Regions from separate parts of the Homo sapiens genome. Here regions 1, 2, 3, 5, 6 and 7 are each linked to region 4. A link is a loop called in an ENCODE intact Hi-C map of the cell type or tissue named here. Cell type or tissue: A673. All regions are shown on one strand.

Evidence for each region. Hi-C counts contacts between places; a loop is a spot of excess contacts. Peaks named below come from ENCODE experiments on the same cell type or tissue, not always from the same donor. Only the 100,000 strongest peaks of a DNase experiment are listed, where the experiment ranks them.
Region 1: a loop joins it to region 4, with 14 times the contacts of the local background. A loop is called at or near these places in 46 of 110 quality-filtered maps.
Region 2: a loop joins it to region 4, with 11 times the contacts of the local background. A loop is called at or near these places in 87 of 110 quality-filtered maps.
Region 3: it touches region 4 in a loop (5-fold over the local background); 49 of 110 quality-filtered maps call a loop at or near these places.
Region 5: it touches region 4 in a loop (5-fold over the local background); 8 of 110 quality-filtered maps call a loop at or near these places.
Region 6: it touches region 4 in a loop (5-fold over the local background); 3 of 110 quality-filtered maps call a loop at or near these places.
Region 7: it touches region 4 in a loop (6-fold over the local background); 10 of 110 quality-filtered maps call a loop at or near these places.

Annotation. Positions count from the first base shown.
Region 1 is chr3:34,273,036-34,277,035 of GRCh38, reverse strand. The region is part of intron 2 of LINC01811 (long intergenic non-protein coding RNA 1811); the gene reads right to left. Among named protein-coding and RNA genes, the nearest start is that of LINC01811, 120 kb to the right of the region's middle. In A673, a CTCF peak has its summit at 1,670; DNase peaks (open chromatin) are centred at 505, 1,025 and 1,617; H3K27ac peaks cover 3,939 bases.
Region 2 is chr3:33,881,888-33,885,887 of GRCh38, reverse strand. No RefSeq gene overlaps it. Among named protein-coding and RNA genes, the nearest start is that of PDCD6IP, 85 kb to the right of the region's middle. In A673, CTCF peaks have their summits at 1,479 and 2,272 (motif pointing left); DNase peaks (open chromatin) are centred at 1,537 and 2,217; H3K4me3 peaks cover 323 bases; H3K27ac peaks cover 2,874 bases.
Region 3 is chr3:34,258,898-34,262,897 of GRCh38, reverse strand. The region is part of intron 2 of LINC01811 (long intergenic non-protein coding RNA 1811); the gene reads right to left. Among named protein-coding and RNA genes, the nearest start is that of LINC01811, 100 kb to the right of the region's middle. In A673, a CTCF peak has its summit at 2,106 (motif pointing left); DNase peaks (open chromatin) are centred at 787, 1,647 and 2,097; H3K27ac peaks cover 4,000 bases.
Region 4 is chr3:34,681,951-34,685,950 of GRCh38, reverse strand. No RefSeq gene overlaps it. Among named protein-coding and RNA genes, the nearest start is that of LINC01811, 520 kb to the right of the region's middle. In A673, a CTCF peak has its summit at 1,884 (motif pointing right); DNase peaks (open chromatin) are centred at 1,940 and 3,250; H3K27ac peaks cover 1,729 bases.
Region 5 is chr3:33,914,403-33,918,402 of GRCh38, reverse strand. No RefSeq gene overlaps it. Among named protein-coding and RNA genes, the nearest start is that of PDCD6IP, 120 kb to the right of the region's middle. In A673, a CTCF peak has its summit at 2,432 (motif pointing left); DNase peaks (open chromatin) are centred at 262 and 2,402; H3K27ac peaks cover 4,000 bases.
Region 6 is chr3:33,952,940-33,956,939 of GRCh38, reverse strand. No RefSeq gene overlaps it. Among named protein-coding and RNA genes, the nearest start is that of PDCD6IP, 160 kb to the right of the region's middle. In A673, a CTCF peak has its summit at 1,797 (motif pointing left); DNase peaks (open chromatin) are centred at 509, 1,769 and 2,199; H3K4me3 peaks cover 317 bases; H3K27ac peaks cover 3,618 bases.
Region 7 is chr3:34,100,886-34,104,885 of GRCh38, reverse strand. No RefSeq gene overlaps it. Among named protein-coding and RNA genes, the nearest start is that of LINC01811, 56 kb to the left of the region's middle. In A673, no CTCF peak of the experiment used is centred here; a DNase peak (open chromatin) is centred at 2,405; H3K27ac peaks cover 2,388 bases.

The DNA of each region.
Region 1 (4,000 bases), 410 kb after region 4:
GCAGACCTTCACTCTTTATAATTTCACCACTTAGACAGGGGTTTTGGCCTCTTTAGCCTTTCTTTTCACCCCTCTGATGAGCCCTTGTTGTCTTTCCATTGCTCATTAGCACTCCTACCACAGCCTGTGCTGAGAAAATTAAAGAAGATGAAATTTAAATCAGTCAATTTTTTCCTTGTTAGCAGCTCTGGTCCTAAGAGAAAACAAAGAAAAAAATATTAAAAATTCAATGGAATCAGAGAGGAGGTTGAAATTGTTGCTGAAGATGAGGCTTGAAAATTATCTGTAGATTTCAGTTTTCTGTTTCTCTTCCCTTAATTAATCAACAGCTGATTATGTTACCAGGTAGCACAGTGTGAGGGTCACTGCTTTCTGAACATTTGTCTATGCTCCTTCTGGGCAGTCTGAGTCTTCATCCCCCATGAAACCTCTCCAAGATGAATGTTGACAGCCACCAATCATGGGAAGATGTCTCCACATGTCACTTCTGCCTCAGCTTCAAAGCAAAGTATCATATGATGCCATCAATGACAGAGTGCTAGAAATCATACTCAGTCATTTTGCATAGAAGTAAACCAGAAACCCAGAGAGGAAAATTGATTTTCTCACAGTCATACAGCAATGTCTAAGACCAGGTCTCCTGCTTCCCAAGTTAAATGTTGAAAATATAATTTCAACTGTTTATTCAAAATGTTTAATTTCAAATTTTGAAAATAAAATTTCAAAACCTGTGGAAAAGATGAGAAAATAAATTTACTGTGTATTAAATGGCAAACAAAGAATACACTAAAATATCAGAGAAGGTCTGGAAAAGGGCCAGGCATCTCTGCAAATAGCATTGTTCAGATATCCGGGAAGGAAGGAAGGAAGGAAGAAAGGAAGGAAGGAAGGAAGGAAGGAAAGGAGGGAGGGAGGGAGGGAGGGAGGAAGGAAAGGAGGGAGGGAGGGAGGGAGGAAAAAGAAGGGCAAGAACATTCTGTTTCCCAAAACAGCTACCCCCTGTAAAGTCCCGGCCCCTGTGTTGGCTCCCCTGTGGCCTTCAGCAGCAGTACCATGAGAATGTCCTCCTCCTGTGGACTTTGTGCTGAATCTAGAGCATGAGAGCAGGGCCAGGTTATGCTGTGTGGGTTTGACTGTCCCCAGTGTTATTATCCACATGGAAATTGGCATCAAGTGCATCTTGAGCCAGAAATGACACTCCAGAAGCAGCATCTACAGGATACATATGGACGGAGGACCCCACACTTCACTCTAAAGTGGGGAGTTTAAATTATTTAAATTTAAATTTAATCATTTAAATAAAATCCACCCTAAAGACAGCCCTGATTAGGAATCATATCTGAGGGTGCCAATGGGTTCAATTTAACTGACCAAATCTAAGAGTCAAATCCACTAATATTTAGAACCTTTTGCCCAGGACCAGATAATATCACTCAACTCTATCCCACTCATCTTCACATCCAAAAGTGCTAGGCATAAATATTGGAATACTGAGGAAATGACACTCCCAGGCCTCCTTTTACTCCTAGGTTCCATTTTTTTTTTCCAAGAGAAATGTCACTTATCCAGTTTTTAGAAAAGAGTAGGGAAGGAGGATGACTCTTAGTATGGGGCTAAACTAAACAAATTCTGCCTCCTTCAGGGTCCCTTTAGTATCTCCCTGAATCACCAAAATTCTCATTCGCCATCTAGATTCCCAAAGACCCTGGATTCATTTTAGATGGATGGTGCAGATCAAGAGACTTTATGAAGGGACCACTTACAGAGGTGTGGGAAAGGCTAAAGAAATCAACAAGAAGTGTTGTAACATTCAGAGACTAGCAAAGCAGAACACCACTACAAACCCCTAGGGCTGTCAAGGCGAGAGATGAAAATTGTGTTACTGGAGCTCAGTGAGAGCTGGGTTGGGGAAGGGCCACACAATAGGAGGTATGGCCATGGAGTGCACAGCTACATCCAGATGCTTGAGAGCGGAGGCAAGAAGAAGGCAGAAAAAAATAATCTGGCCTTTCCCTCCTCCTGTTCTCCAGGACAGGGTTTACCCATTGTCCCCACCTAACTGGAAGCCAAAGGGCATGGGAGCCCACTAAGACAGTTTATGTAGATCAGCATCCCAGGGCAGAGAGCAATACAGAGAAGAGGGGACAATGTGGGAGGGTAAAAAGAACCATCTGAGATCCCTACCTCTTTGTGCCTCCCAGGCTCATTGCTTCCCTTTCCAAAGTCTTCCAGATCCAAAATTACCTGTTTCTACTTCTCCAATTTAAAACTCACTTTCCCCTTAAAGTGGAGGACCCCAGCTATCTTGAAGAAGAAAGTAACTAATTCAGGCTAAGATACGAGAATGCTTTGTTGCATATTTCAAATACAATTCTGTTTACCATGTTTTCAAAAACTGTAAATGGAAACCATGGTGCTTTACTGCCATTACTTCAACCTCCAATTCTCGTTATAGACACCAATAATCAATTACAGTTTCCTCTCATACTGAGTCTGAATACAGTATCAGAATCCTTCCCAACACAGTACTCCAAGCAGTCACTACTAATTGACTGCAGTGTGTATTTGAGTTTTTAAGTTTAGACCTACTGGACTTCCTTGCTATAAATAATTGATAGAATTTTAGGTCCGCTGCAGTAAATAATTTAAGATTTTGAATGAGACTTATTTTTTGGATGTACAACTGCTTGAAAAGAGAAGCCCAGTTTCCTAGGACTCCTTGGACAATGACGAATGGGTCATCAGATGAAATTCATGGAGGACATCTTGTTAAGTGTCCTCCTCCCACCATCAGCATTTAATCTTAGAAATGCTTCCTTCACTCACAGCCGCTTATGTCCTCTTTTCCCTCCCTAAACTGGTCTCCTCCTCTCCTCAGGGATTGGACTACAGAAAACTGTGAGGCTTTGATCCAAAATCTCTACATTCCTTTGCCGTTGTCCAAGAAAGCCATCTTCACAACCAGCCTTGCTCTGAGAGATCTAAGTGCCGCTATCTTAGCATCCCCCACTCCTAACAGGACATGAGCAAATAACAAGATGGATAAAACCTCAGGACCAGAGACTGCTTAGCCTCTCCCCAAACTCAGATCTTCCTCCTAGGCCCATGGGTAGAGTTTATCCCCAGCATCTCCTGTCCTGGCATATGACTGAGTGATACCCAACAGAATAGGAGTCGAAGATGTATCCCACACAAAATCATCCAAAGCATAACTCTTTTTCTCACTTTCACAGTCATCTTGGCAGAAGTGTTGAAGACAGCAGAGCCAAGAGAGGAAAGGAAACTGGGCCCCTGAATTGTTACTTAAAGGAGAGTAACCCACCAATGAGGATCATCCATTTGGACTTCACACTTATGAAAAATAATCTTCTGTCTTATTAAGCCTGAGACTAGATGAATCTATCTGTTATCACCACTAATGTATCTTAACTAAAACACACGACCTTCTCAGATACATACATGTCAACCAATTGAATTCTGGCCCTGTATACTCTAATTTCATTATATGCTGACTGGGAAGCACAGTCCACTTATCAGAAATTAAATATTTGAGTAGTTTTAGAGGGGCTTTGCTTTCTGCCATAATTCTTAGGTATCAGACAGCCAACCCAACTGAAAATACACAGATTTTTAAGAGAAGAAAACCCTTTATCCTTGGGATTTTTGTTGCTGTGGCCATTTTGTAAAACGTCCTAATGTTGGTTTCCTCTTCCTTCAGGAAGAGCCTCATTGGTGGGTACCAGTGGCAGGAACGGCAGTAGGCGGAGAAGCAGAATCCATCCTCATCAATTTCAATTTGCATGACCTGGAGGCTCCATCCTCAACTCCCAGAGGGGTGTGTAACCAAGGCCTATGCACTAGACACACTAAGTGCTTCAGTAGGGAAGCTATAAGCTAAGCTGGTTCAATCAGATTGAATCTCAAGACTTGTTGGAAATGCTAAGAGAAACCGTTCCATTTTTCCAACTGGACTGGACCTTAGGATGATGTGGTCCATGGG
Region 2 (4,000 bases), 800 kb after region 4:
CACCAACCCTTCATTATCATTCCATCAACAACACCAACACTACCTGTCCATCACTCCACCACCATCACAAACAGCCACCCCAACCGACCTACCACTCCACCAACACCAACCACCCCACCGTACCAACTATGCACCACCCCCAGTCCACATCATTCCACCAACACCACCTGACCATCACTCCATCACCCACTCCACCACCTCACGTCACCCCACCAATGATGACTACCCACGACCACCAGTACACATCATTCCACCAACACCACCATTACCCCAGAAACAACCACAGCACCAACAACTACCTCACTACAACCACCCAGGCATCATCACACCACCCGACCTTCACCCAACCATCACTCCACCACCGTGGTACCACCACAGTCCCACTGCCACTGATCAACTACCTCCACCATCACCCCCACCACCGTACCACCCAGGTTCATCCATTCCCATCCCATCCTCACCCCACTACCCTAGCATGTTGAGGAAACAGGTTCCAGAAGCATGAGACCACTGGTCTAGACTGTCTAGAAGATTCACACAACTCTTGAAATTTGTCATCAGAGAATGTTTAGCAAGTTGTCTAGGACAATAACAGTAATAATAATAGCTCATAATTTTGAGTAATTGCTAATGTGCCGGGGACCATTCTTAGTGCTTTTCATGCATTAACTCATAATAACTTTATGCAGAAAGTACCATTATGGTCCCTACTCTAAAGATGGGAAACTAAAGACAGAGACACTAAGGAACTTGTTTAAAGTCTTGCAGCCATAAGTCATATCTGGGACTTAGCCCAGGCCATCCAGCTCCAGGGCCCATGCTCTGCACCAACTTGTCACACTGTCATCTCACAAAATAAATCCTGGCACTTTAATGAAGAGCAGTTATTAAGTTCACCAGGTTATTGGCAGCACCAGTGCCATAAAGTGAGGCAGGATGCACCAGCAGCCCATGCTCTTGGCTACTATTTGTCTGTCCCATGCACACCATATGCTTAAGGAACAAAGCTGTGATCCTCAGTAACAATGGCCAGGCACGGTGCTAACTGTGTATACTATCTGTTTCCTTACTTCTCACCACAATCTCCTGAGGTAAAAGAATTCCCGTTTTATGTATGAGGAAACTGCGGCTCAGAGAAGATCAACAACTTGCTGGTCACACGGTAGACACACCTGAAAGGACCGTATTCAGAGGGGTTGTATTTACCCAACACGTGCCAAGCATCCTGTGAGCTCTAGGGATCCACAGCACTTACGGCTGGTTCTCTCCTGGCCCCAGCATTTAGGATGGAGCCTGTAAAGCCCTGCTTTCAACAGTGAGTTGTTCAATGTTGCTCATAACTAACATTGGGGGACAAAAAAAACAGGCAACAATCCCTAAAGGCCAGAGAGGCAGACAGTGTAACAAATGTTAATTTTGGAGTCACAAGTAGGTTTGAACTCAGAACTGTGTTCTGTGGCCGCGACTGCGCCCACGTGGACATCTGCTGCATTTACTCCAGCCTGACCTACTTCAGGGCAAGTGAGGGACTGCAGAGCTACTCCTCCGTAGGATGCTGACTTGTGAAAGTGGCTGCCGCCCTTTGCAATTAGACACTCTAAGACCTCAATTCTGTGCACTTAAATATATACGGTGACCTAAGTGCTGATGTGGCCAAACGACAAGGGAACGTGTGAAATTGTTCCCATTAAAATCAGCCCTAGGGGCAACCACTGCATAACCAAGTGGAAGGCCTGGCCAGGTCCTCGGGTTTTTATTATAGGATCACAGCCTCTCTCCACCTCTAAAGCTCTCATTTCCCTCCCTCCCACGCCAACCCTGCCTCTGCCCCCTTCCCACACATACACACAAACAACACATTCTTCTAACAGCCACTGTATTCGTGGAAAACCTTCAGCTGTGTTTCTAACCTGAAGAAGGAACTGTTCCTATGAGAATAAAAAAGGAGGTATCGTCTCTGCTCTACAAGGTTTCAGGGGGCAGGGGGAAGACAGCAAACAAGCTGGGGCACTAAACTTGGCATTCTCATCTAGTGCCTGGGAGACTCACTTTTTCATATCACGTCTTCCTGGGTTCATGAGACAGGGATGCTTCAGCTCTTGGCGGGGTATCCGCTACAGAGCCTCATCACAGCACCCCAATTACACTGCTAACAGTAAAGAAGAAAATTCGAACCAATTTTAGAACGAGTTAAGAGGAAATAAGAAAAATCCCAGCTATGATCTTTCTAAACATAAGTTGTGAAATAGTTCCCTCTTGTGGCTAAACTGGGAATTGCCACTTTATCCTTCCAGTTCTCCAATGTCTAGAAGTTTATCAATTTTTTAGTGTCAGAAGAAGCCTATGGACTTCTTCCGAAATTCATAATTACAAAGAAAACTAATTGCATTTCAATTAATTTATCCAATTATGAAACAAGTGGGGGCTATGCAGATAGATGTTCTTTTTTAACACAGTAAATAACAAGACCTAGTGGCAGGTCTAATTACCATAAATTCATGATATGCTCCTTTATGATGGGCATAAATGACATTTTGAGAAATCAGTGGCAGCTGTAACAATATGTGAAAAGCTGAGATTTCTAGAAATAAAGTCTCAGTTTCTGGTAATACTACAAAGGTTGGTTTGTTGCTATTTATAACTGAAGGAAATTCTAAATTTCAAAAGTTAAGCTCTAATCTCCCATTCTAGTTCATTGAGCTGTTGAAGCCTCGGCCTCCCAAAGTGCTGGGATTACAGGTGTGAGCCACCATGCCTGGCCCTCTAGTTCACTGATCCTTTGAATTCTGTTCCTGGGCCCCTTGGGCTTGGTGAAACCCAGCTGTTCTAATCTAGCTTAATTTATTCATTGAGCAGTCTCTCTACACGAGGCGAAGTTACCACTTTCGTAGTATTTCCGGGGAAAAATCCTCCAAGGTGTGTGAGAACTAGGAAATCTGAATTAAATGGTCAACCCAAAACATTGTATCCAGCTGAAGCAAATCCAAAAAAGTCAGGAGCACCAGCTTCTGTCCTGTCTTGGCTGAACATCCCCCTGTTGAAGTGAATTTCAGCAAAATAAAGTGTAGAGAGGACTGGGGGCAGAGGAGGGCCAATAAACCCAGCAAAGTCTCCACAAGCGTGGGGTGGTGGGGGCAGGTTTGCCTGTACTAGGAATAATTAAAACAGCCAAGTGTCTGAGCACCTACCAGGGCCAGTCTGTTCAGCTTTCTACCACTCTCAAGAAGGGATTATTACTCTCATTTCAACAGTGAGGCAATGGAGGCTTAGATGCAAAAGTCTTGCCCAGAGTCATACGGCTGCTTGGTGGTGAGGCCACCACTGCCTCCCAGAAGACCCCATGGGTCCCCACGGCTTGGGGAGAAAAGCCAGTCCACAGGGAGGCTCCCTGTTGTATCCGTGCCTCTGGGAGAGGCAGCGAGTAGGCAAGACTGAAGGTCAGTTGAAGGCCCCACAGCCACAGATAGTGACTCCCACAGCACAGCACCCATGGCCCACAAAGGACGCCCTGGATGGAGCACCCAGACCCCTCTCTATAAGCCTCTAATCTGCCAAGGAATTCCGCATCAAGTCCAAATGTACTCCTTCTCCCTGCTGAGCTATCTAACCCTCATCTGACCACTGCTCTCCTGTGCTTACAATTTCTTGAGGCTTTTTACATTTAATTGAGGTCTCCTGCCTGCTGCCCCTTCTCACCTCTGAACCCCTCAACACATGCCTCTTTGTCTGAAATGCTCCACTGCCCAGCCGGCACAAGCACCACCTTCCCCACTCCACATGAAAGCACACACAGAGAGGGCAGCAGTCTCCCCTAGGAAGGAGCACCAGTGGTGTACTACCAACTACTCTTAGGCCCACCCTGGATTCCTGCCCCCAAGCACTCCTCAGCCATTAACATCAACTGCAAGATTTCTTGATGGCTGAACACCCTGTGAAATGTCCCATGTCTCCCCACATGTCCCAGTGGCCTTGTCAGGACCAATCCCCAAGGACGGTATGC
Region 3 (4,000 bases), 420 kb after region 4:
GCATCTGTGTGTCTGTGTGTGTGTGCCAAAGAATGGTTCTTTGACTACTCATAGAACGAGAAATATGGCAGTCCTCTCTCTCTCTGAGAAAATGATTTCTCTACCCCAGGACTAAGATGACCCTGGTTCCTTCCTTTTACACCCTGGGATGCCTATTGGTACCTGCAAGGATGTAGCAGAATAGCACTGGGCTTGGAATCAAAAGATCTGGATTTCAGGCTGTGTTTGCCGGTGGACAAATCACTCAGCCTTCTCATCCCTGCTTTGGGAAAATTTTACTTGTCTTGATCTCACAAGGAAGTCGTGAGGACACCATGAAGGTATAACTGTGTGCTTTGTAAACTCCAAAGCAGGATGCAAGTGTGTTATTTTTATTGCTGGATAAATTGTGTTTTACTGTCTCAAACACTTTTACCCTGAAGGGTTCTCATCCCCTGTGACAATTTGAGGAAACCTTCCCTGGGTGTCCCTAGGCATCATTAGCCATAGGATAACACGTATGGAAAATGTGCCAGGCACTATGCTGAGTGCTATGTTCATTTACCTCATTTACTTAAAACAGCCCCGAGATAGGTCTTGTGATCTCATCTTTCAGAGAGGAAACAGACTCAAGAAGGCTGGGTAACTGTTCCCAGGGTCACGTAGGCAGTAGGCAGATGAGAGAATAGTGATTCTTATTTCTGTGATTCCACAGCTGGTGCTGTCCCCATGAGGCATCATGGTCTGTGCTCATTGTCACCACTTTGTAAGGTACTTTCCTGAGGGCTTGTCTGCCTTCCCATGGCTCTTGCCTGGTTATTCTTAACCTTTGAAGGCTGAATCAACATATGTGCTCAATTAATTGTATTATCTCATTCAATGTGTGAGGAAGAGTGGATTTGTGGGCTGCCACAATGAGTCACTTTTCATTGCCATTTTCCACACTCTAGAATGCCCATAATGTGATGCAGAATTGTTTTCCCAATGCAGTCAAAATTCTCAAGTGTGTGTGTGTGTGTGTGTGTGTGTGTGTGTGTGTGTGTGTGCACGTGCGCATGCGCGCGCACGCGCTATCAGACTGATTGCTATGTTCATCAAGGTCATTGATTCTCTCATCTATCCAACAATTGACGTAAGATTCTAAAGAAGCACCCCTTTGTTCTAGAAATACAATTTTATAAGTCTGAAAAAGCCAGCATTTGCATGGTGTTAAACTTAAAAATCTCTGTAATCAATGCTAATTTGACATGATGAAATGCAGCACTTTCCATCTCAAAGCTCTTTGCAAAAATTAATTACCAATTAATCTAAAACTTTAGAGCATTATTTATTATCTGTACACTCAGAACTTGAAAATATTTACATTTCAAAGCATGACATGTAAAACTATTCTATTATGTTTTAAAGTGGAAAAAAAAGTTCAAATTCTCAGAAAAGGACAAATCACAAGTACATCAGTGAAATCAAACTACCAGATTATTCTGAGAACTGTTAATATCTCCCTGGAAAATGCTATACAAATATCCAGTTGGAATCTTGCTGAAGGCATTTCTCTGAAGTAATAATGCTAATCAGTCTAGAGCAGTGAACTCTGACATGAGACAGTGAGCTGCTCTGCCCTTCCTTTCAGAATCCAAGGGGTTTTATTCATAGCTACTCCCTGAAATAGTGCTTGGTGGAAAGGAGGCAAATTGGATTGTCTCAACAGATAAATGAATCATTACATCAGAATGAGGGGGCGGTAGGGCAGGAGGAAAAAGAGAAATGGAAGGATGGGAGGGAAGGAGCAAGGAAAGGGAAGAAAAGAAAGAAGTAAGAAAAGAAGGGAGAAAAGGAGGAAAGAAAAGGAGGAAGAAGGGAAGAAGGGGGGACAAAGGGAGAGAAGGAAGGCAGGAAGGAGGGAAGGCAGGAAGGCAGGTTGCATAGAGTTGGTTTGAGATTAAAGGTACAATGCTTAATACTCTTAAAAGCAGGGACCATTTCTGCAGAAGAAATATGAACTGCAAAGACTTACTAGGTCTTAACTTTCATTTTAAGATATTAAAAGTAAACTCTTTTCCAAGACAACAAAATAAGTCTGTGGACTTCTGCCTCATCCAAAACAAGCCTCTCTTTAGCCCCACCTGGTGGCCCTTCTCCCTTCAAACTGTAAGTTAGGCTATGAGCTATAAAAATTTGCAGAAAATCCATGTACAACAACCCTAGGCTTGAGGCACACAATTACCTGGGAAGATTTTTCTAGAAACTGATCAGAGAGCATATTTGTCCACAATTCAGCTATCTCTCTGTTGCTCCCTCCATTCCTCCCTCACCACCTCCCTGTGCTACAAATTGTGGTTACAATTTATTTCGAAGCTGACAACAGAGCTAAAAGCCCAGATGACACCCCTAACACCTCCTTATGGGAAGGTGGTGCAGTCTGAGCAGGCATGAATTCATAGCACAGTGGGAACAAGTCTGTCATACCCAGGCTGTGAAAAATCCTCTGAATTTCCACAACGGAGGGAAGCAAACTGGCTGAACAGAGGCATAAAATGGACTTTGAAAGAAGAAGGTGCATCCTAGCTCTGAGATGGAGTACTGGGACAGCTTTCAGGGAGGATGTGTCTTAGCAATAGTAGCTCATGTGTTATTAGGGGCTTTCTTAGGTAGACATATTGATTGATTAATATTTACCCACAGGATCTGTACTGCAGTTAGGAGAAAGAATGGAGAAATTCACAGAGTTTCAAAGGTGCCATTCCTTCCGGAAACATCAATACCTTAAACTGTGTAACCCTGGACCTCTAGAGGGTCCCAGGTCTCGGAGGACAAGGTGAGGGTATGACTGCTGGCTATAAAAAGCTTGCCAGCTTCACCATGAACTTCCACACTGTTGCCCAGCCTCTATGTCCCTGGCCAGCTGACCCTGCAGGCCTGCTTCTCTTTGTACTAAAGCTCTGTCAGCAACACTTCTGTGCAGAGGGAGCTGGCACAGCAGCGAGCTGACAAATATCATTTTAAATTAAATAGTATATTTTAAAATGTGTTTCACATGTTAAAGGCACAGATGGTGAGGTGTCCATGCCTTAGGAGACAGCTGTGCTGAGGAGAAAACAGGTGTGGATTGCGGTTCATCCTCACACCAGCTTCCTGGCATGGTTTCCTCTGAGCAGCCAAGCTACCTGATCCACCTCCAGGCCCTTGGGCTGGGGATCTTGCTGGCAAAGATCTAGCCCACCTGGACCATACCAGAGGAGTTTCTGGTCTTGAGCTGGGGTTACTTCCAACTAAAAATACGATGCAAAACCATTTTACAACACCAAGGATACAGCTTTGTTCTTACTTATCTTTTTTGTGATGCTTGATATTATTGTTTAGGATCATTTTTGTTGTTGTGAATTTTTTTATTGCTTTGGTTAGTTTTGCAAGAAGGATACAAGTGAAAAAAGAGCAGGAGCAATGTGATATATATTCAGCTGATCAAATGTCCAGATTTTTCAGAGATCCCCAGCCTTTGGGGATCACTGAAGCCAAGTTCCCCTCCTTACGTAATCCCCATATTAACCTAAAGTGGCGACTCTCAAAGTGAAGGTCCCTGGATCTATGGCATTAGATGTTGGAAATGCAAATTCTCAGGCCCCATCCCAGACCTACTGAATCAGAAGAAACTCAGGAGTGGGGCCCACCCATCTGTGTTCTAACAAATCCTCCAGGTGATTTTGATTCTCTTCAAGACTGAGAACCACTGGCCTATGCTATCTACTGCAGGTTTGTTCACAGGGAGACAGGGAGATAATGTCCTGGCCTGGCCTATTCCAACACCCTGAGTTTAAAGGGATCTATTTCCTATAGTGAAACTAACTTACTGATTCAGTTCCTTTGTCTCTTGGGAGCTCCTTGGCATATTTGCATCCCTGGAACTCTGGTTCATGGCTGGGTCTGTATTTCTGCATTTGTAGGGGGAGGGCCAGATCTGAAATTGTGATGAGGGTACCAAGGTAATGCCATCTTCTAACTCAGTCCTAAATGCCTTCTTCCC
Region 4 (4,000 bases):
CATAGGTGAAAGTGTCAGTGGCTTCAGTATTACTAATATAATTAAACTTACTTATACTATGCACGGGCACCCTTCTGGATAACAAGTTTGGCAGCATTTGCAAAGATATCATGACAGCAAAACAATCAGTACAAGTAAGAATATAACTATGTTTGTAAATTTAATCCACATTTTCTTGTCTATTGTTGACTTCCTCAGGCTTTGGCTGTGCATAGACTAGTCAGCTTCCAGTTGTGTGACTAGAACAAGGCTCCATGTTTCCTCAAGCTTCAGCCATGCATGGACCGACCAGCCTCCAGTGTGGTCGGAGCAGGGCAGTTGTCCTTGTCAGCAGCAGCTTGGTTTCACTGCAGGATCAGCCGTGTCGGGTGGTCTGGGTTTTGTTGACTGGTCCACTGGTCCTGGGAGGTGGCTACTGCTGGTTTCAGCCAGCTATGATGAACCCAAGGTGTGATACCTGAAACTTTAACAGCAGTGGGGGTAGACAAGATCACAATATGGGGACCATCTCATAAAGGCCTTAAAGTGGATGGGTTCCATCATTTGATCTAGACAGAGTCTCCAGGTTGGAAGTGATGTACTGCATCTGTGAGGCTAACAGGTATCCTTTCTCTTACCCACCCTTGTATTTCCTGCACGGCCTCACCTAAGGCTTGCATTTGCCTTCTTAAGGTTAATCCCCCAATTTCTTTTAAATCTCCTTTTATCTGAGTTATGATAGGGGGTGGTCGGCTGAACAATCTCATAGAGTGAATACCCAGTTAATTTAGTAGGGGTGCACCTGATTCGGAGAAGGACCATGGGCAGCACCTGATCCCACCTTAGATGAGTTTCTTGGCAAAACTTCTTTAACAGCTGTTTGAGTGTCTGGTTCATTCTTTCAACTTTTGAGAACTCTGTGGGCGATAGATAAGCTGTTGGCAGTTTCCATTTGATTTTTAACATCTGCGTTAGCTGTTGTACTATTTTTGCCACAAATGCTGGGCCATTGTCTGGTCCTAAAGTTAGAGGCAGTCAAAATCTAGGAATAATGTCCTTTAATAAGATTCTGGTTACTTCCCGAACTTTCTCTGTCCTGGTGCGAAATGCCTCGGCCCACCCTGAGAAAGTGCAGACAAACATTAGAATGTACCGGTAACCTCTGGCTCGAGGCAGCTAGGTAAAGTCCACAAGCAGGTTTTCACAGGGTGTAGCTCCAGTTTCTTGAATCCCTGGGGGCCATGTTGGCCCCTGCTGTGGATTGTTTTGGGCACAAGTTAAACATTGCTCACAAAGAGCTCGAGTGATGGCAGTTAGGCACGGCACATAGAAATGCCATCCTACACGAGTCTCTAATGCGGTTTTTCCCATATGCGTTTCTTGATGAAATTGCTTTATGAACTGGGGAGCTATTGTTTCTGGGATGGCAAGTCTCCCATCTGAGAACTTCCACAAACTTCCTTTCTGGTAACTTCTGCTCTCCTGCTCAAACCAAGCCTTTTCATTAGAGGAGTAGTTAGGGGGTTCTGTAAGGGGAAGCTCCAGTAAGGGCGTGGTAAGGGTTTCCTCTTCCTTCTTAGTTACGTCTGTCATTGCAGCTCTTTTGGCTTCTCTGTCCACCTTTCTTTTTCCTCTAGCCTCATCACCTCCTCCTGTTCGATGCCGTTTGCAATGGATGACTGCTACTTCTTTTGGAGCCCATACAGCTTCTAAGAGCTGCTCTATTTCCTTTTTATTTTTGACTTCCTTTCCTTCAGTTGTTAATAATCCTCTTTCCTTAGATATGGCTTCATGGGCATGCAGAGTGGCAAAAGCATACCTTGAGTCAGTATAGATGTATACCGACTTTCCTTTGGCCAAGAGCAATGTTTTATTGAGAGCTATTAGCTCAGCTCTTTGGGCCAAAGTTCCAACCGGCAGAGGGCAGGCTTTGGCTACTGAATTCAGTGTTACCACTGCATATCCAGCCAGTCTTCCTTCAGATACGAAGCTGCTTCCATCAGTAAAGTATTCAACATCTGGGTCCTTTAAGGGCTGGTTCTTTAAGTCTTTTCAGCTTCATCCACTGTTTCCACAAAACAGTGATACCCTGGGCCACACAACGGGACTTTCCATGCTCCACCCATTCTATTGGCAGCAGTGTGGCTGGATTTAGAGCATTCACAGTCTCCAAGGTTATATACAGGTTTTCACACAAAAACCCTTGATATCTTAACATCCTAGTGTTAGAAAGCCAGCCATGACCCTTCTGCTCCATCAGGGTGACGACTGCATGGGGCATCCAAATTATTAAACTTTGTTTAAATGTGAGCTTGTTAGCATCTTCCACTAACAGGACAGTGGCTGCCAATGCCTTGAAACAGGGTGGCCATCCCATAGCCACCAAGTCCAGTCGCTTGGACAAATATGCCATGGGCCGATACCATGACCCTAGTGTTTGTACTAAGACTCCTGTAACTATTCCTTTTCTTTCATGGACATATAGGTAAAAAGGCTTTATCATGTCTGGCAGTCCTAATGCTGGGATCTGGATCAAAACCTTCTTGATTTCTTTGAAGGCCATGTCCTGTTCTTTCCTCCACAGGAGGGGTTCCTTTTCCCCCACTTTGGTAGCCTCATACAATGTTTTTGCCAAGAGCGAGTAATTTGGAATCCAAATGCAACAGAAACCAGCTGCCCCTATAAACTCCCACACTTGTTGTCTAGTGTCAGGTCAAGGAATGCCGCACACAGTCCCTTTTTGCTCAAGTCCAAGCTCATACTGCCCTTGAGAGATGTTAAAGCCAAGATACCTTGCTCTTTGGCCACAGATTTGTGCCTTTTCCTTAGATACCTTATAGCCAGCCTTCCACAGAACACGAAGGAGGCTTTCTGTGCCTTGAAAGCACTCTTCTTTTGTGGGTGCAGCCAACAATAAATCATCCATGTACTGAAAGAGGACACAGCGGTCACTTGGTGGCACGAAAGCCTTCAGGTCTGAGGCTAGTGCTTCCTCAAAAAAATGGTTGGGGAGCATTTAAATCCTTGGGAGGCCTGGTCCAAGTATACTGTGATGAGCTCCACTCAAAGGCAAAGATGCCCTGGCTTTCAAGAGCTAGTCAAATGCAGAATAATGCATCCTTTATGTATAAGCACATAAACCCAGCAGCATCAGCAGGAATTTGCCCAAGCATTGTATATGGGTTGGGCACAATGGCATATAATGTAGCTGCAACCTTATTTACTGCCTGCAAATCCTGTAGTGGCCGGTAATCCCCAGAGGGCTTTAACACCAGTAGCAATGGAGTGTTCCAAGAAGAGGCACATCTTTCTATTATCCAAATTTAAGGAGCCAGTCTATATGCTTTATAATCCCATGGGTGGCTTCTACTGGCATGTGATACTGACAGATTCACACTGGGTAATTGCCCCGCAGCAGTTCCACCACTACGGACGCCTGATTTATGGCTAGCCCCAGGGGATTGTCTTCTGCCCAGACCCCTGGCAGCTTGAGAAATAATTCCTCATATATTGCCTCATTTCCCCACTGTCAAAATGCATCTTTACAAATTTTGCGTCTCTCATAGAGTCTCCATTCCTCTCTTGTTGGGACAGTAAGGGTCATTATCATGGCTTTTCTTTGACCTAGGTTTAGAGTCATGTCCCCTTCTGGTGTAAAGATTTGTCCTTACAATTTCTGGAGCAAGTCTTTTCCTAACGAGGGCACTGGACAATTTTGCAAATATAAAAATTCATGTTGGACTTCTTGTCCTCCAATGACACACCTTCTGGATTGACAGAAAGGCCTTTTCTCTGATAGTCTGGTTGCCCCAACTATAGTAGCATAGTTTTTAAAAAGCAGCCCAATGGGCCATGTCACCACCGAGTGTTCAGCACCTGTATCTACCATAAAGTCCATCTGTTGGCCTCCCACTTTCATGGAGACCAGGGGTTCCTGGAGGCCTAGAGAGATGGATCCCAGTCTGTCTCAGTCCTTATATTCCTCAACTCCTGCTAAGCCAACCAGATCAGCGTCTGGCTT
Region 5 (4,000 bases), 770 kb after region 4:
TTCCTAGGCAAATTTACCAATGATAATTCAGAACTTCACATTTTCTGGGCAACAAGACTCATTTACACAGAGCATTTGAAAATTCTGTTGTTCTGTCTCCCTAGCCTGTGAAGAGCATGCAGAACGCAATCTGCACTTGCTTATTTTGTATCTAAGCAACTGTCAGATTCCATATCTACTAATAAGAAAGGGTATAATTATACCCTGATACTTTAATTAGTAGCAGATGCCTGTGTTTGTGAATAAAATGTAAGATTTTTAGAGGTCCGGAAGCTCAATTATATGCAAACTTCAAGTGCCTGATGTTTAGGCCCCTAATTCTTCCTGTTGGTCAGCACAGACACAGAAGCCCAAACAGTAGCCTTTACCAGATTTCACAATAGTGAGGAGGGCTGGGGGTCTATTTACCTGAGATATTCATATCATTGCATACCACTGTGTAATAGATGCAGCCATTCACTAGCAATTTTCCAGAAAAGATGGTAACATCTTTATTTTTAATTCACCATTTCTTTCTACCTACAAAACCTACTCAAGTAATACACCCTAAAAGAAAAGAAATAGAACTTGGAGAATGAGGGCAGCCCACTGTAAATTGTGGTTGGGTTGCAGTTTGGACAGCATCTTCCTGGGTGTATTTTTGAGTTTATCTATCGCAGAAGGTGTATTTCCTCAAGCAAAAAAAAAAAAGAAAGAAAGAAAGAAAAGAAAAAAAAGCCTTTAAGTGTACTAGCTTGGTTTTTTCCCCCTCTTAGAAGTTAAAGCAAGTTCCCATAAATTAAAAAATAAATAAATTTGCTTCCTCAGGTCTAAAAGCACTATGTCTTGTATCAAGGCCTTTGGGGAAGGACAAAAGTGATCAAACATGTCCTTGGAATCACTAATATTGCTGCTTACTCATTTCCACCCGGTAAATGCAAAGCCCTCAAGGTTTAAAATATCATCAGAATTAAAAAAAAAAAATGAAGAAAGGAAGGAAAGAGGGAAGGCAGGGAGAGAGGGAAGGAGGGAGGGAGGGAGAGAAGAAAGAAGGAATGAATCCTTCCATAGTCTATGCCTGTGTTCATCACTCACCAGCAGGCCAGCCAGGTGACCTGGGCTTACAAGTTGAATCATAAGCTAGATGGATAAGCTGATCACTAATCCATATACTAATAGGTACTGTGTCTCATACTCTTCGTTATAACCTAGATCTCCAGCACAGGGATTGGCCCAGAGTGGGCACTTGCCTATGTTTTGCTGAAATAAACCAAATGGAATTCTCTGGGCCTCAGTTTTCCCATCTGAACAAGGCAAGAGAGAGACAGAATAATTTCTAGCATCCATCCTATAATTCTGAACCCTATTACCTATAGGCTTGTAGACTTCTGCACTGGTCAGCTGTCCAGCCAAGCCTAAATTCAGCTTAGAGAAAGAGAATAACTTGCAAAAGTCCAGATCCTGAACTTAAACACTGAAATCTCTAAGAATAATGTGTCTCTACCCACCTGTCATGACTCCAAGATATTTCAGGCAGCACTCTCACCAACAAGTCAAGAAAACATGGCTTTTTCTTCAACGACTGTCCAACAAAATTCTTCAACTTTTGGCTCCACTGACCAAATGAGAGGGTCCTACCGGAACCAACCACCATAGAATAAAAGAGGCCAGCTCTATAAGGTGACCCTACAATTTGGGGAATTTCACAAAACTTCCCTTTGCCTTGTTTTCTTAGAAGCCAAGTCCCTCAAGTCCAAAGATGGACTCCAGCCTCTCCAATATGAGTGCAACAGGGCTCCACCCTACAAGTTAGTCCCAGGGAATCTGTGGAGGGTGAAGAAAAGAGAAATTTAGGAGCCAGGATAATTCTGCTTTTTTTTTTCCACCCCAGATTCAGCCAAACAGCTGGACACAAGAGGACTGTGATCCAAGCACTTCACCTCCAAGTCTTTAAGAGGCATGAGGGTGTTACCCACGAGCACCGGGGCAGCATGTGGGCATATCATGCCAGCACAGGGCGTGGTGGGAAAGGATGTGCTCATTCCCTCAGGCCAGCTTTCACTAACCAATGTTGCAGAATGCCTGCCACTGCCTCCCTGACCTCAGGGAGTAGATTAGGAACTTTTGACCCATGCTTAATTCCCTCAGCTTCACCATACCAGCTGCTGACATCCCTCCCCTGTGGGGAGACTGGTGTGTTTAACATAGCTAGAGGCAAAAAAGAAGCAATCACTCTTGCCCAAATCTCTCACTCCACAAAAAAACCTTCCCAGACTTGCTGGTGAAGTCTCAGTTTCTTTAATATTATCCCAACAATCTCCCTTCACAACCCAACTGTGCTCAAGCGCACTTCCTCCCCCGGCACCTTGCCTTTATCATTTTGTCTTGCCCCTTGACAGTGACAGAGCTATGCCTGCTTCCCGCTCGTGCCTGGCCATCCATTGCCATCTAGCGTTTGCACACTGGCAGATCTGCCTAACTCAGAGAGCTGCTGAGAGTATTTCTTTGGGCTATTTTGTTCATTGCCCTGGAAACAGATACTAAAACTGGGTTTGGCTTTCCCCATCCCTTGCAGGGAAATCGTTGTTTCTGACAACAGGGACACACCAGCATGGGACTTCTAGGTATTGCATCTGCCCCAGCCCCCATTCTGAAAGAAGCCCTTGAACTAGCTTTTGTATAGCAAAAACACCTCTAGAGCTTCTCAAATGGTACACTGGACCAAGGAGGACCTTGTTAAAATGCAGATTCTGATCTAGCAGGCCTGGGGTGGGTGGATCCAGGAGTCTGCAGTTCTAATAAGCTTCCAGGCAGTGTCCATGCTGCTGGACAAGAGGCTGTGCTTGAAACACAAAGAGCTAAAGGAGAAACAGAGACTCGTCAACACTTAATTAGCAGCTAAGTACTCAAAAAGAGCCTCAGTTCTGTCTTTAAATAGCACAGTGGCCCCTACACAGTGCACAGGACAACCCTGTTGCAGACAGCTTGGAGTGTGCAGGAAGCCTGCAGCCGTAGTGGGCAGCAGAGGGGAGTGTTTTAAGTACTTGCACCTGGAGCTTAAAATCCGACTCCACCACTTACAATGTAGTCTCATCCTCAGTTTTCTTCTTAATAAAATGGGGACAATAATGACCAACTGACCGAGATAATACACATGGAACAATTTAGCCCTGTGGCTGGCACTGAGTGGCTCACTATTACTATGATTCACTGTTAGGAAACCACCAAGTCCCCCGTTGCACTGCCCTTGACTGTCACTTTGTTCTACGAGAGATGATGAGTATGAGAATAGACAGGGGCTTCTCGAGGCCACAACAGCAGACCCTTATATTAAAAAAAGCTGGGAGATGGAGAGGAGAGATGTGAGGAGCAGACGAGGTAATAACTGCTGCTGCCTTTTGATTTCTGCTGAAGCCTCTGGGACCTGCCTCCTCAGTCGTAAATTGTTCTCCAAGGGAATGCAACAACTGATAACCCATGGGGGGGTGGGGTGCGGCGGCTGTCCTCCAGCCTTGCTCGCACACCTCCTCCCCCGCCCCTCTACTTGATGGCCACAGCTTTTATTTTTGCAAGACCTTCCTTGCTTCTACCCACTGGGCAGGAGAAGTGGGTAGTCAAGTCCCAGCTCTGGGGGCTTTGGGCCCTGAGGTGACACCATGAAGAGTGGGTGTCGCCCAGGACAGTGGTGGGTGATAGGCAATCCTGCTCAGTTCTCAGGCTGAGGCCCCAAGGAGCTGACAGTGTGAGGAGTCAGGGAGGACAGAGCTTGTTTTCTTTATTCAAGTCATCTTGCCCAAACTAACCTGTATTAAAACTCCCACATAAAGGAATAAAGATTATAAACTTTTTTAACAAAGTTCATTCCTAGTTCCAGCTTCCTCAATCTGATAGCTAGAAAGAGTTGTCTGCCTGCTAAATCCCTTTGTTATTTGAACCCATAATCAGCCTGAGAAGCAGCCATGATCTAAAGCTTTAGAAGCACTGAGAGGAGAATACATTAGCATTGTTCTGATTAATTCTT
Region 6 (4,000 bases), 730 kb after region 4:
CCGTTCTACCGATGGAAAACAGAAACTGTTCTGCCGGTCATGAGAAGAGAAACCTCACAGCTCCTACAAAGCCTTCCTATTTGGCAAACCCAGATGGCCCAGGTTCTGCTTAACTCTCTGCCCTAAGTCAACTCTGTGACTTTAGATTCATGACCTCACCTCTGGGATTAAAAAGTATAAAGTGAAAAGCAGAGGATACTTGATTCCCGATACCCAGCTACCTTTACATTTCCATAATTCTGTTTGACTAAAGTGTCTCCACTTCTACTCCTTAGGCCCCTCCCCCAAAGCATATTCAACTATTCTCTCTTTTAGAAATGCAAATCTGACGCTTTAAGTAACACAACATAGGAGGAGACTTATACTCAAATCTGGTTTGCTTCTTACTTTGGCAAAGTCAATATGAGAAACAATCCATGGCAGCAAATTAGGCCACTACTTAATGGCCTGGAATTCCAATTAAAGGAAGGAGCCATAACAGGCTTTATGAGGCTTCCTGACAGTGGGGAGGAGTGTCTGACCTAATCTTGGATCCCAGAAAGGCCACCTTAAGAGGAAAAGCAATTGCCCATCAGATTTGCCATGGGTGAAAGGAAGCCATAAACTACAGGGAGACTGGGCTCGTTAAAATGGTAATGCTCCTGTCTCCACCATGAAAGCACTCCCTGGACACCTCCGGAAATGAAATTTGGAACAATCAGAGAACCAAGCATTTCCTCCCCTCACCCAATTTAATTATTCTCATTTTATGTATCTATGTGCAATGAGGCCCCTCTAAACCCGGACTCATCACTCCTGAGCATTTGCCACACTTCACAGACACCTGCAGAAAAACAGAAAACCTAGCATCTCAACTATAGGTTATTAGATAGGAATGTCAGGGTGGCATCAACAGATTTAATTCTTACTGACACAGTCTCAAAATTCATTTGAAACTCCCTGAAACACTAGCCACCTCAAGAAAACCATACAGGGTGTGTGTAGGGGAGATAGTGGAGGGTCAGGGGAAGGTATGGAATCAGGCATAAAAAGAAAGCACAGGATTAGGCAATAAATGTAAATCAGAGAACCTGTAATATCTACATTTATCATATTCCCCCCAATAACCCCATCATCTAATCAATATCCAAGGCCAGGATTGTGACAGTTATCCCTGGCTTCTTCAAATCTATCATTCATTCACTCATTCAACAAGGATTTACAGATCGCCGGTGATGTGCCAGGCACTGTGCTGAGTACCGGGGATACAGCAGTGTATGCTCCCATCTGTTCTATCACATGTCCCATCAACATCTGTCTTAGACTGGGTACTATAGAATCAGTTTCTGAGATAAGTAATGGTATGCAGCTGTTTTACTGGGAGACCTCTCAGGAGCTACACCTGTAAGGGAGTGAGGACAATGCTGACCCATAATGCAATTGCAACTGAGGCCTCAGCTGATCCTATGGGGGGCTCTGGAGCTCTCATGGCCCTTCAATGTTGCCTGAGATTGAGGCCTTTGTTTCTCCACATCAGCAAGTCACTGGTCATGGGCAGGTTCACAGGAAGGGGCATAACCTTGGGCAAGGAAGATCTCTGTCACTAAAGCCAAGTCCCAGAGAAGGACACAGCTGTGAACCATGAACACCAGATATTCCCAGCAGCTGCATCAGCCTAAAGAGGGGGTCTGAGGGGAACACCACAATTATCTACTGCTATACCCCCTGCCAACCTCAGCATAGTCCCTGTTGGTCTTTAGGACATCTTGCTGCAGACCACTCACTCTTCTGCCTTCACTGTGGTGCCCTCTCATGGTGACCTTCTAGTCTTGTACTTGAAGTATCAGAAACACTTCAGTTATCTTTGGGAAAATATTTGAGATCTCAGCTGTGGAGGTCTTCGGGTGTATTCGAGAGGACTTTAAAATCTCTAAAAGAATGTTTTCCTCTGTTCGTTTCAATGGTATTAACATTTTTTAATACAATTATATTCTGAATCATCTGGATTTCCACTCTAAAACCAAGTACTAAACTGACATTTTACTGCCCACATTTGCATCTGTTAATAACCACATGGCACCAGGTAGTACTATTTTAATTTCTCCAGGTTAACGAAAGAAAGTCCGGAAATAAACGCTGAATAGATAATGGGCTTGGGCCAAATGAAGGTTGAAGTACTTCATGTCACTGCCCAAATTAAGGTTTCACAGTATTTGAATAGACAACAATGGCGAAGAGTTGAGTCATCTCTGACATGCAGTACAAGTCAAACTCAAAACAATCTGTCCAATAGCAGGATCATTGTCATATTGAGCGTGACAATTTGATTTCTCCAAAACAACGTGATCTGACACATTGAATTAATTTTTTTATTTTATTTTGTTTAGTTTTACAGTTTTATTTGTATTAAATTTGTAAATTGTCTTTGGTTTCATAGTTGCATAGCTGCTATAAATGTAACGACATTAAACCAGGTTTTATAGCTGTAAATATTTAGGTAAAATCACAATGCAATCATTTAAGTTAACACTGGGAGATTTTGAGGATTTTTGGCCAAAAGATAAAGTTGGAGGGTGTCATAAATTGCTTAAGTGGAAAAAGCAGATCTAAATAAACTCCTTTGCACAGCTTCTGTGGCCCCTCATGATCTGGTCCTCACCCACCTGCCCCAATCTCTTTCTCCTCACAAGGCTTCCAGCAGACTAGAAGAGTGAGAAAATTGTTATGTGATATCTAAACTGGCTGTAATGACTTTTACCTTCCAGTGGAAAAGCAGCCTGCATTATTTGTAAAATAAGAAATTAGGCATTTGCTCTACTCTATCCCACTTATAAAAGCTAAGGCTGGAGGGAAAATGGAACGACTGAAATTTCAATGCCTTTCCTGTGTCTTTCTGTTCTTCTGCAAAGTGAAGCCCAAAGCATCCAGCCCATTTGGCTGACCTCAGTAGGCTGTGTTTCTATAACAGGTCTCTTAGCCAAGGGGAGGGTTGATGATGCAGTAACAAAGGGAATTAGACCAAATAACAACCTAGATGTTGGGTTTTTAAACTGCCAGAGGAAGGATAGCAGACAAGGCCTGTGAAAGGTGTTGAGTTGGAACAAAGACCCTTTAGAACCAACACCCTCTAAATGCTGCAGGCACAGTGGGAAGGGAAAAAAGCCCACTAGGGCATAGAACAAGAAAACTTGTTTCTGCTCAGACTCAGGGTGAAAAGAGTGTCCTGTTAGGTATCAAAGCTGCAGAGATTGTGCTTTGCATAGTTTGAGAGGCTAGATTTTTACTACCCACATTTGTGAGAATATCCAGAGAAATCATTTGAAGAACTGTCCCTGAGCCAGTGGTCCCCTAGGTATCTTCAAAAACAAAAGCAAAGCCAGTCTAGGGGATATTTCCATGGCTCAAACCCCTTGAGATTCTCACAGCATCAACCAGCCCTGATGGAGCTATGCTTAGATAAAAGAATGAAAACACATGTGAAAAAACTCACCATAAGCACAAGTGTCATAAATATGATGACCCAACATCCTCGTTTGCACAGGAGAGTCTGGTTTATACCTGCTATAGATCAATTAAAATCTATCAATTATTTTTCATGTCCCTTTGCACTATAAAAATGTCTCTGCTTGGATGAAAAATGATATATATAGTTACCTTAATTATAAGGAATAACTAAGAATATTCTATATGTCAAAAGAAAACAATTCATAAGGAACATTTAATCTCAAACCAGTATTACATAACAACATAGCCTCAAAATACATAACGCAAAAACAATTACAAGGAGGACTGGATAAATCCAATCAGGTAGAAGACTTTTACATATGTCTCTTGGTAATGTATAGATTTAGCAGACTGAAAATTAGTGAAGATAAATAAGGTTTAAACAATACTTGATATACACATACAGAACCCTACGTCCAATCATTACAGGCTATATATCCATTTGAAACACACATGAAACATATATAAAAATTGACCACAAATATAAGTAGATACAAATGTATAGTTATACAAGCAT
Region 7 (4,000 bases), 580 kb after region 4:
TCAGGAATAAGCTCCTATTGCCCCTGTGATATTCTGTCACCAGCACACCCTATATTGGCTGCCTTTCCTTCCCTATCTCACATACCCACCCCCTCTCAAGTTTCCTTCATCTCCCAAATAAGCTACTTGCACTTGGTTCTTTGTCTTAGGGTCTGCTTCGGGTACAACCCGACCTAAGACTCAGGCTAATGCAGCGCCTTACAGGAATGAGGGAGCCCATGAACACCTAAGTAGAGGAGTGGCACAGTAAAATCTATATTTTAGAAGGACACTCTGGTGGTTCGTTTGGAGAACAGATATGAGGTTCAAGACAGAGGACAATGTAAAAGTCCAATACAGTCTAGGATAGAGATGGGGAGAGCTCAGTGGGATGATGATAGCAGAGGTAAAGAGCAAGGGTCAGGTTCAGAAACACAGAGAAAGAGAGGGGTTTAGGATCAACAAGTTGCAATCCCTTCCCCTAATGTGTCAACAGAGTCTCAGAATTTAGTGTAATGGAAACCAAGAAAAATGTGAGGTCCAGCACCAAGAGCCTCAGAACAAGTTGCCTAACCTAGAAAAAGGGTCCAGGAGGAGGTATCAAAGGCATCTTAAGGATGATAATGCCCAGGATGAGTTGTGAAGAATGAGTAAGCGTTAGGCTGGCAAGAAAGTAGGAAAGGGATTTTAGGAAGGAGAAAGTGTGACTGTTAAGGAAACAGGAATAGTCAAGGAGGTTGGGGTATAGAATGAAGCGGGAAGCCCCTAAAATGGGCATGCAGCAAATACCCCAGAAGCCCCCTTCTCTTACTTCTGGTGTTCTTCCTCTTCCTGAGTCCAAGCCTGCACTAGATTCTACATGGGACCAGGCCCTGTCTTGCAGGTTGAGTGCCAGGAACCCACAGGCAAGACCCCCAGAGAGGCCCAAGAAACTCCACCAGCCTTGTGTGAGTAGATGCATACCTGGGCCGTGGTGCTGAGTCCTCCCCACTTCTGAGTCCACTGTCTATCTGGTGGATCCCACTCCATCCCCCAGCCTACTGGGGCACAGGTGTACTTCACACAGCTTCTGATGGAGATGAGGAAGAAAATCCAAAAGGGAAACCCAAACAGTCCAAAATATTCAAGCAAACACATAAAACACTGTCCACCAAACCTTCCCTTACAGCTAAAATAGAGCAACACTAATTTATTGATTTGTCTCCCCAGTTTCTCTGCTCCACTTCTGTGGAAGTGGTAATGAACAAAAGAGGGCTAGGAAAGGGGAAAGCAGGGAAAACAGTAGGTGTCAGATAAGATAAGAGTGCAGAAATCACCCCCTAAAGGAAACTCCTCAGGGAGCACAATTAGTTTATCTTCCGCCTTCTTTTGATGTTCTACCAAATGGCTCTTCATGCTTTCACCAGCATTTGAAGAAGACTTGCTTCTGAGAAAGGAAGGAATCACCATCTGTGGACAGCTTAGCTGTTGTCCCTGAAAAGTGTCAACTCTGCAAAGCAGGTGTTATTATTCCTGTTTTACAGATGAGGAAACAGCCTCAGAAAGGTTCAAGAACGTGTCTGAGGCCACTCAACGTGTCAGGAGCAATCAGAATTCAAACTCAGATCTGACTGACTCAGTTATTCAATACTGTTTTTTACCTATAGGTAATTTACAAGAATAAATTTGATTTGCTGTGGGTTTGGGACATTCTTCACCATCTTTCTCACCCTCGGTTTAAAACATTGTTTAGTGGACATTTACAATTTTTAAAAAGTCTTTTGCTTTTAAAAATAAATTTTGTGAAGCACATCAAGAGGCATTCCTCACTTTATAAGAACAAAAAATCAGGTAGGGGTGTTTATTTAGATACATAGCTATATCTCCTAATGTCCTCCAAGAACAGGAATCCTCTAGAAATTTGTTCTAAATCCTTCGTTCTTCTCCTGATAGTATTCTAGGAGAAGTGTGATCTTTGAAGTCAGACGTGGTTAAGATCTTGGCTCCACTGCTTAATAACTATGTGAGACATTGAACAAATCACTTGCCCACTCTGAACCTCACCATCCTTGTGTGTAAATTTAGTGCCTCATACAGTTTGTTATGAGGATTAAATAAAATGACATCTTTATGGTGCCTGGAATATACATGAAAATCCTTAATCCCTTCCTGTTTTCTCCCTTCCACACAATTCTACCCTCCCTGGAAAATGTCACCACTTCCATGAGCCCACAACCTCAAAACAAGGATGACATATCTCTTTATTTGTTTTTCCATGAATTTGAGCTCGCTCTTCACTCAATCCTGCTTTACTCTGTGCCTAAATGTGTTTAAGGTGCATTCCCTTAAGTTCTATTTGAATTACATAATCTTGGGTAGCAGAAAATAAAAGCATATGTCAGCCTTATGTAAGGGGATTCCCCCTTGCAGAAATTGTTTGCATCGCCAAGGGACGCACAAAAGTATACGGTTCAGGAAATAAGCATGCTTGGCTTAAAATAGAAAATGAGTCATATAATTCTGCATCAAACAGTGAAGTTTAATTTGGGAATTGATTAAAACCTGCTTGACTAAGTCATATAAAGAAGTTGGGTCACTGAGATGCAACAATACTGAAATTAGGTCAATTAATAACCTTATAGTGGCATTGAAGTGTTCAAGTGAAAGGAACAATTGCACATCTCTCACTTTAAATCAAAAACTAGAAATAATTAAGCTTAGGAGGAAGGTACATCGAAAGCTAAGACAGGCCAAAAGCAAGGGCTTTTATACCAAACAGACAAGTTGTGAATGGACAGGAAAAGTTCTTGAAGAAAATTAAAGTTGTTACTCCGGTGAACACATGAATGACAAGAAAGTAAAACAGACTTATTGTTGATAGAGAGAAAGTTTTAGTAGTCTGGCTAGGTCAAATCAGCCACAACAATCCTTTAAGCCAAATCCTAATCTCCAGCACGGCCCTAACTCTCTTCAATTCTATGAAGGATGAGAGGGGAGAGGAAACTGCAGAAGAAATCTTTGAAGCTAGAAGAGGTTGGTTCATGAGGCTTAAGGAAAGAAGCCATCTTCATAACATAAAAGTCAAGGTGAAGCAGCAAGTGCTGATGTGAAAGCTGCAGCCAGTAATCCAGAAGATCTAGCTAAGACAATTCATACAGGTACTACACTGAACAACAGATTTTCAATGTAGATGGAACAGTTTTCTATTGGAAGAAGATGCCATCTAGTACTTTCATAGCTAGAGAGGAAATGTCAATGCCTGGCTTCAAAGTTTCAAAGGCTAGGCTGACCCTCTTGTTAGGGGTTGGTGAAGCTGGTGACTTTAAGTTGGAGCCAATGTTCATTTACCATTCTGAAAATCCTAGGGCCCTTAAGAGTTATGCTAAATCTACTCTTTCTGTGCTCTATGAATGGAAAAAAAAAAGCCTGGATGACAACACATCTGTTTACAGCAGGGTTTACTGAAGATTTTAAGCCCACTGTTGAGACTTACTGCTTAGGGGAAAAAAAAAAGATTCCTTTCAAAATATTACTGCTGATTGACAATGCACCTGCTCACCTAAGAGCTCTGATGAAGATATAAAAGATTAATATTGCTTTCATGCCTGCTAACACAACATTTGTTCTGCAGTCCATAAACCAAAGAGTAATTTCAAATTTCAAGTCTTATCATTTAAGAAATACATTTTGTGAGGCTATCACTGCCATAGTGATTCCTCTGATGGATCTGGGCAAAGTAAATCAAAAACCTTCTGGAAAGGATTGACCATTCTAGATGCCATTAAGAACATTCTTGATTAATAAGAAGAGGTCAAAATAACATTAACAGGAGTTTGGAATAAGTTCATTCCAGCTTTCATGGATGACTTTGAGGGGTTCAAGACTTCAGTGGAGGAAGTAACTGTAGTTGTGTTTGAATTAGCAAGAGAACTAGAATCTGAAGTAGACCCTAAGAATATGACCAAATTGCTGCAATCTCATGATAAAACTTGAATGGATGAGCTTTGCTTCTTATGTTTGAACAAAGAAAATAGTTTGAGAT